Linked DNA regions of Mus musculus: region 1 is linked to region 2. Evidence: chromatin loops called from intact Hi-C (ENCODE). Cell type or tissue: left cerebral cortex. All regions are shown on one strand. Links, peaks and the distances in the headings refer to the core of each region. The heading gives the core; the rest is flanking DNA.

What was found. Hi-C counts contacts between places; a loop is a spot of excess contacts. Peaks named below come from ENCODE experiments on the same cell type or tissue, not always from the same donor. Only the 100,000 strongest peaks of a DNase experiment are listed, where the experiment ranks them.
Region 1: a loop joins it to region 2, with 2.6 times the contacts of the local background. A loop is called at or near these places in 8 of 42 quality-filtered maps.

What each region holds. Positions count from the first base shown.
Region 1 is chr4:139,523,039-139,527,429 of GRCm38, forward strand. No RefSeq gene overlaps it. Among named protein-coding and RNA genes, the nearest start is that of Iffo2, 49 kb to the right of the region's middle. In left cerebral cortex, for the core only: no CTCF peak of the experiment used is centred there; DNase peaks (open chromatin) are centred at 1,948, 3,637 and 3,994.
Region 2 is chr4:139,856,859-139,861,249 of GRCm38, forward strand. No RefSeq gene overlaps it. Among named protein-coding and RNA genes, the nearest start is that of Gm46873, 26 kb to the left of the region's middle. In left cerebral cortex, for the core only: a CTCF peak has its summit at 1,991 (motif pointing left); a DNase peak (open chromatin) is centred at 1,985.

The sequences.
Region 1 (4,391 bases), core at 85-4,084, 330 kb before region 2:
AGCCTGCACTCGGGGACCCAGTGCTGTGTTACGGTAGTGACCAAAAGCCCTTGCTTTTCTTGCCTGCTAGTCACCTGGCTGCTGGAGGATGGGTAACCTTGGTTACAGGGCTCCACTCTCAGCGACATTCAGGTATCTGACCCACAGTGGCTTCTCCATGTGGACCAGCTCCGTGTGACAGGTCACTGAGTTCTGATCTCATTGGCACTTTATGCCTTTGGTTAGGTCATTCCTGAGGGGTTGGGGTCAAGGCAGGCTGTGTTCCCTGCTCATCAGTACTGACAGCACCCCACAAGGCTGAAACTCCTCCTCCGCAAGAAGTGAGTCCCTGGGCACACTGTGAGAGCTATTAGGGTGGCCACTAATGTCACCCTCTGTCTGTAGACCGGTGTCCCAGATCTATTTCCAAGGGCTTGGATCTAGGACCCATGTGTGAATGAATGGAGACACTGGGGAGCATGGAGCCTGGATTGTCAAGTGCCCCTGGAGAGGATCTTGAGAAAAACCTCACTGGTATAGACTGTGGGCATCCTGCAGGATGTTCGCTTTCTTCTGAGACACCGCGCAGCTGGGAGCCAGGGAGCAGGAAGGCTCTTCTCTGTTTCAGTTAGCCTGTAAGACTCCTGGATCACAAGGAACTTGAACTGAGAATGACTTTAGCCTCTTTCTTTTGCCTTCTCTCGGCCTCTCTTCCCTTCTCCCTTCCTTCTTTCTTGAGGCAAGGTTTCCTGTAGCCCTGACCTCAAACTTGTATGGAGGCTGGCCTTGAACTTGTGCTCACCTTACCAGTACACAGCATCCAATATATGTGGTGCTGAGTTGGAACCCAAGGCTCTGTGTATGCTGGGCAAACACTCTACCAACTGAGCTACAGCCCAGCCTCTTTTTTCTTCCTCCCCTCCCCTCCCTTCCCCTCTCCTCCCCTTCTCTCTCCTCTCTTTCCTTCTTTTTTCTCCCTCGTGCTGTACTAAACTTATACTAGACACAGCTACCACTGAGCCACACAGTCCCAGCCTGGATCTTCCATTTTTAAGGGGGTCACAAAACCAAATGAATGAGCAAACAAACAAATTGACACACTAACTAACAAGAGGAGAATAAGTTCTGTAGCCATGTGACCCACAAGCCCCTGCCTGGAACCTTTACAAAGCCTGGTCTGGAAAAGAAACCCACAGCATCAGCAGGCATCGCTGCATCGCCGTGATCGCGATCAAAACAGCAAAGAGTGTGCCCTTTGGAAGGTAACACATTTCCTTCCCCTTAGCAAACAGGGCTCCAGGAATCTTTTTCTCTCCAGGTCTGCCTCACACATAGAGACTGGGGGCTTGGCTCAGTGGATAGAGTGCTTGCCTGGAATGCACAAGAGCCTAGCCTTGATCCCCAGCATGGTAAAAATAAGACAAAATAAAATAAAATAATAAAATAATTAAAAAAGCTAACAACACAAAAGCAAACAAACAAACACCTCCCCCACCTATGGGTTGAGTACTGTGCAAGGTTCTCTCCTTTCTTCCCTCCCTCCATCCCTCCCTCCCTCCTTCCCTCTCTCCTTGCCTCCCTCCCTCCTTCCCTCCCTCCTTCCCTCTCTCTATCCCTCCCTCCCTCCTTCCCTCCCTCCTTCCCTCCCCTGACATCAGGGAAACGTGAGGATGAATGAAGGACCCGGTACCAAGTGCAGGCCAAGATGCTGCGTTCAACCTGGTCATGAAAAACCCTAGATTCCAAGTGTCAATGCCAGGCACATGGGCAGCGTCTGTGGGACAGGAGGGATGAAGCAAGGTGGATGGATAGAGATGGGGAGGCTGTTGCAACCCTGCAGGCCCACACCTCCCTGCCCAGACTGCCAAACCAGTATAACACAGGGAAACAATTCCTGTGTGGGGCTGGGGTGGGAAGACAGAGGGACATCCCTTCCTTCCTCTTAGTCACAGGATTTAACTTTCAGAACATCTTTCAAGCATTAGTCATGCCCGAGATAATCCTGACTTTCCTAGCACGAAGGACAACTGAGGCAGGAAGCCAGGGAAGCAGGCAGGCACTGATCTCAGACTACCTACTGCCAGCCCCCTCCCAGGGCGAGAGGCCATCAGGCCTGGCTCATTTGTGCCCTGTATCTCCGAGGTTCGGGTAAATGGCATCATGGTTAAATCGTAGCTGTATTGCTGTGTGACCTTGGAGAGGTCACTCTCCATCACCAGACTCCAGTCTCCTTGTCCTAAGCTGGAAGATGGAGTGAGTTTGTGTGTGTACGTAAGGATTGGTTGCATAGATAATGTTCACAAATCACGAAGTATGGGCCAGGAAAACAGCTTAGTGCGCTTTCTGTATGAGCCTGATGTCTTGAGTTCGAATCCCCAGGGCCCACGTGAAAGCTGGATGTTGGGACCCTTGTCTGTAATTCCAGCACTCCCTCGGTGTGATGGAAGGCAGAAGCTCAGGAGCATCTCCTGGGAGCATATATGCCAGATAGCCTGGAGTATTCAGCATGGTTTCAAACAAGAAAGATTCTACCTTAAAAACAAGGTAGAAGGTGGGAGCCAGCCCTGGGGTTGTCCTCTGAACGCCACACCACTGTGCCTTCATATGCAAACATAAATGAAAACAAATAAGTGTGTCCAAAAAAAAAAAAAAAAAAAGACCAGCAACAGGCAGCCATTAAGACTGTTGCCTCCTTTCTAGGTATACAAGGAAGCCGCAGGAGCCTGGCTCTGCCCTTCAGGGTTGCTGAGGTAGCTGAGACAAAGTTACACCCTTGCGATAGACAATTAGATTCACTCACAGACAATATCGCATAACATGTCGAGATTCTGCCCTGCCCCTGGGAACATAGTTTTATACCCCACACCCCTGTAGTTTCCTGAGGTAGCTTGTTAGCTATGCTCTGCCTAGATGGGACCTCTGGACACTTCATTAAGCATACTGGGTCTTACTGAGGGTCTTTGACCAAGAGGTTCCCTCCCCCAGGACCCTGTTCTTACTGCCTCCCTGGTCCTCCTGGCATCTGGGAGCCAGGCATGTTAGTGACCATAGCTACTCTCCGAGTTAGACTGAAGAAGCCCAACCTAATGTTTGCACCACCTCAGATATACTCTAACTACCCTGGAGAATATCGAGAAACTCTCCAGGCAAGAATGAATTTGATTTACTTTAATTAAAGGGGCGGGGCAGTGAGTTGACTCAGTGGGAAAGGGGCTTGCTGCTAAGCCTGAGTTTGATCCCTGGACCCACATGTTAGAAGGAGGCAATCAAACTCCTTCAAGTTGTCTTTTGACCTCCTCATGTACACTGTGGCCCATATATGTATTCACATGAGTGCACACACACAAACTTTAAAAAATGTAATCATAATTTAAAAAGACAGCCGCCTGGCCCATTGGTGGGTAGGGAAAGGAAGGAGGTGTACAAGAACTTGAAGCTGGTTCCCAGCATCTCTATGGTCTCAGCTTCAAGGAGCCTGGCCCTGTCTCCCTGTCTCAGAAGGGGCTGATGCCCCCCCCCCGTGCGATGCCCTCGGTGTTTGGGGCTCTTGGAAGACGCCTGGTCATTGCTTTGCAGTTACTAGGTCATGTGCTTTCCGGGGCCCTGTGGACCGGGAGGCTGTATCCATGGTAACTCCTCTTTTGCCCAGTCTTGCCTGGAAAGTTGACAGCTTGTAGTGCATAGATGTCAGTGCAGACGTGAACTAGGTCACAGCCTCCAGCCCGTCCCTTAGTTTTCTACTCCGTGATGACTCTCCCTGCACATTCAGTGAAAGGCACTCACGTCCAGTCCTCCGTTCAGTGGCCATCAAATAACTCTCACCATGGTGATGACATCACGCCACAGCCAAATGCCAGCACCCCCAAATCTCCCTTCTGTCCCTTTGTAGTCTGTCTCTACCTGTGGATGGCTTCCAAGCTGATACTGTCCCCAAAGTTTCCCTTTCCTGGAATTCATGTAAATAAATCCCCACAACCTGTATCTTGGGATCTCTTTCCCTTTACGAGATGGTTTTGAGGTCCTCTCACACATGAGCATCTGCCTCCCCCCCCTTTCTGATGCCCAGCGGCCTGCCATTGTCACATTGTATCTGATTTTGTTCAACATTGTTTTGATTTGTATCAACCTATTGATATATGGCCAGGATTGTGGGTTTGTATAAACTCCCGTGAGATAAGCTTTCAGTTCCGTCTGGTAGAGATGTGGGAAGCATTCCTAGTTCTCAAAGCCAAAAACATCTTAGAATCTGAAACTTTGAGACAGCTACTATGATGGAGCTGTTAGTGGAAAATTCCACTTGGGTGATGGGTCTCGGTCTAAACAAAGGCTCACCAAAAACATGGCAGGAAGTTAGCTCGGGACTGGTGTGAAAGGTGGATGCAAAACGTGAGGGAAAAAAAAAAAAAAAGCCG
Region 2 (4,391 bases), core at 142-4,141:
AGGTGACCTCCCCTGGACCTCAATGTTCCTGTGTGTCATGGAAACCCCCTCATCCAACACAGACAGGAGTGAGAAGCCCCTGGAGCCTTCAAAGGCTGCCTTAGACAGAGACAACAGAATGCTTCCCTGGGAGGTGACGACTATCCTACCATCCTATACTTCTCAGCTTGGCAGAGCTGAGGCAGGAGGATCAATTGGAGGTCATAGGATCTGGTAGAAGCATTTACTTATCATCCATCCATCCATCCATCCATCTATCCATTCATCCATCCATCTATCTATCCATCCATCCATCCATCCATCCATCCATCCATCCATCCATCCATGCATCCATCCATCCATCCATCCACCCACCCACCCACCCATTCATCTATCTATCCATCCATCCATCCATCCATCCATCCATCCATCCATCCATCCACTCACTCACTAGTGCCCACCCCCGCCTCCTGTTTACCTAGCATATTCTGGAGAATGAAAACATGGCACTGAGCAGAAATGGGCTCTTCTTGGCACTGACGGCCAGATGGCGTAGGGCATGGGGCTCCTCCAAGAATCCCTCAAGATCCTTGAGTGCTTGAATAACTGGTCTGCTGGTACTTGAATTGGTCTAGGGTGGGAGGCAGAGACAGAAGTACTCTCTCCCTTAGAAGGTGTTCTATTTCTACATTTATTAATTTATGTGTGTGCCTGCCTTTGTGTGGTGGTATTGCAGTGTGCATGTTGAAGGTCAGAGGCTAACTTGCTGGAGTCAGTTCTCTCCTCCCCACAGGCTGCTTCTACTCAGGTGTTCAAGATTCTTGGCAAACATCTTTACCTGCAGAGCCATCTCCCAGGCCCCAGCACCGCCTTCTTCTAACTAGGAGTAATGACAGCACCATTGGCTGAGGGTTCATAAAGACAGGCGATTACAGTATAATTTGCCTTTGTTGGTGCCTGCCTGTTTTCTTCCCTTCCCCTTTCTTCTGGCAGCATTGCTGTGCAGCCCAGGCTCCTTACGAACTCACAGTCCTCTTACCTCAGCCTCCAAGTGCTGTGAAGACAGACAAGGGCTACCCGACAACACCTCATTCCATCTTCGCTCATTCTGGGCACCTCCCTCTGCTGAGGTTTGGTCTGTTGCCATTCATTGTAATGCTAAATACTGGCCCCCAAAATCTGGTTGTCTCAGGGACAAGGAGATCCTCACGAGCACCAAGTGATGCTATGTGACCTTGCCCTTAATTTAAAACTATTGGTTGAATAGAGATGCCCACAACCTATAGCTGGGCAGAAGACAGGTAGGCAGAGTTTCGGTTCCTGGGCTTGGGGTCTGAGGAGAGAGGGAGAAGGTCAAGAGAGAACACACCATGGGATAAGGGATCGTGAGAACTGGCCATAAGGTCTGGCCAGTTGGAGTGAGAGCGGGGAACATGGCAAGCCATATTTCTGGGTTATTGACAGGGAAGTAGATATTTCCTAGTAGCTTAGAGGGTAGACATTTACCCAGCTCTAGTGCTGATTAAGGCTTAACAAAATATAAAAGTTTTGTGTCTTTTATCTGGGAACTGAATGGTCCAAGGCAGGGTAGAAACCTCCGACTGAGATTAAATAATTTCTACAACAATCCTCTGCTCATGGGGATAGCGTTCCGGCCCCTCTTTAAGGGTCTTCAGGCAAGAGTGCCTCTCTGCCCAGCACTCCCTTTTCAGGTAGCTCTGCATCTGAATGTGTTAGATACTGGAAGGCATGAACCACTGGTTAAAAAGCCCCATCTTTACCAATGGGGCATCTGAGCCAGCCAAGGCCTGTGCCTGGTTTCAGGTCTGAATGGACCTTGCGTCCTATGTCCCATGGATGCCAGCCCTCGGAGTTTGCTGAAGGCAGTCTCTGAGTCACAATCATACCTGTCTCATCCGTGAAGACTCACGTGAAGACTCACTAAGTCCCCCTCTCTGCGGAGCCTGGACAGCAGCACACCATGCCGTCTGCTGCCTTCTCTGCAGGACAATGCTGCCACCTAGTGGCCACACTCACCGCTGCCTTCTGGAATCCAGACCGGACCCAGATGCCAGCTCCAGGGGAGGTCCCAACACAAACCTCCCACACAGCCCCCCCCCCCCCCCCCGCTGAAAGGCTGCCCACGCCGCTCGTTGTACAGCTTAGTGATGGTGCCTATCCTGACCTCATGGTGTTGTTTGACCACGGGCAAATGCTATTAATGAACTACAATCCAGAAATGGAGAGCACACCTGTGAGGGATTTTGGGGGAAGGGGGTTGGTTTGAAGTGGGTGGAGCCTCTTTTAGTGCAGACCTTTGAGGTAGGAAGACACAGGCCTTTAATCTGGACCTTGGGGCAGGCAGACACGCCTTCTTCTGCTGGAAGTCTATGTAAGACATAGAAAAGGGAAGCTCCTGCGCTTTTGCCCTGCCAGCACGTCCATTCCATCCCTGGCCCTAGAGCCTGCTTATTCAAGGTTTCAGCATCTACTAAGGATCAGCTGAGACATCCAGCCTTGTGGATTGAGCAACTTCTGGATCCTTAGAGTTTCCGTTCACAGCCATTGTTAGACTAGCCAGAGTCCTTGAGAAACCAGAGACATTTACATTATAATTCATAACCTTAGCAAAAATACAGTTATGAAGTAGCAATGAAAATAACTTTACAGTTGGGGGTCACCACAACCTGAGGAATTTTATTAAAAGGTTGCAGCATCAGGAAGGCTGAGAACCATTGCTCTAGAGTGCCCTAAATGCAGGCACCAAACTGATAGCTCATACTAACTAGCATAGCAGCAGTGTTCTGTAATTCTGTCTGTCTGTCTGCCTGCCTGCCTGTCTGTCTGTCTTTCAGACAAGCTCTCACTAAGTAGCTCTGGCTGTCCTGAAACTCACAGTATAGACCAGGCTGGCCTTGAACTCATAGAGGTCACTTGCTTCTGCCTCTTAAGTGCTGGGATTGAAGGCGTTCACATCACACCTGCCGGGATTCCTGTTTCTACAGGCAAGTCTCTCTGCAAGCACTTGTCCCTTCCTGCTTCTCTCTCTCTCTCTCTCTCTCTCTCTCTTCTCTGTTTCCCTCTCTCAGTATTGAGGATGGAACCCAGAACCCTGGGCCAGCTAAGCAAGAGATCTGCTACTGGCCTATAGCTAGCTCCTTTTAATTACATTTATTTATTTATTTATTTATTTATTTATTTATTTATTTATTTATTATGTGTGTGTGTATGCGTGCGTGTGTGCACACATGCATGTATGCTCATCTATGCATCTGTGTGTATGCCGCATACATTCCCAGAGATCAACAACTTTCAGAAGTTGGTTCTTGTCTTCTGCCATGTAGGTCCTGGGTATCAAATTCAGGTCTTCTGGCTTGGTAGTAAACACCTCTACTTACTGCACTATCTTGCCAGCTCAAACTTTTAATTAATTCTTTTCGAGTCAAGGTCTTACTATGTATCCCAGAGTAGCCCCTATCTTGTGATTCTCCTGCCTCAGCCTCTTGAGAGCTGGGATCACAGGCTCTGTACCATTTTATTCAGCTTGGTTTACTTTTTGCTCGGATATGGCTTTTTAACACTGCCACAGGATTGGTGGCAAGTACCTTTACCCGTAGAGCCATCATGCCAGAATGACAAATGCATTTTAACTGTCAATTTGACAAAATTTAGAATCACTTGGGAAGAGGGTCTCCATTGTAAATGATCTGGCTCGGGTCGGCCTGTGAGCATGTGTTGATGGGATTCCCGTTACTGTAACAAAACACCTGAGGCAATCAACTTACAAACAGGAAAGTTTTATACTGGTTTGTAGTGTTGGAGGTCCTCACCCATGACTGACTGGCCACATGGCTCTGGACCTATGGGGAGGCTGTCAACTTCCTGCAAGTTTATGGAAGAACAAAGCTATCTACCTCACAGTCAGGAAGCAAGAGAGAAGAAGAGAGGGGGTTCCATAGTCCTCCTCTGGAACCTGTCCTCATCACAAAAAATAATAAGAAACAGACAATAGAAATACCAGGAAATATAAATAAATAGCTTAGTTTGCTTAGCCAAAGGACAAAAATTCAGGTTGGATCAGGAAGACAAATCCTGCTGATTGTGAAGCAAGTCAACGTTTTCTCTTTATATTGATTGTCTTGAATACTTCGTTATAGTCATGGAAAGATAGACCTCACAGAGCTCAGAAGTAAGACAAAGAGAGGAAATTTGTAATGTAAAGACATGTGACCAATGTAAATATAGGAGCCATGAACGTCTATATATTAAATCATATAGCAGATGCAGGCCCAAGGGGCAGCTGTGTGGGATTTGGGAGACACACTTTAACCAGTTTTTCTTGTTCTTTAATAGGCAAGGGATGTAGAAAATATCCTCACATGGTCAGTAATTCTCACCTGCTGTTCAGGTGA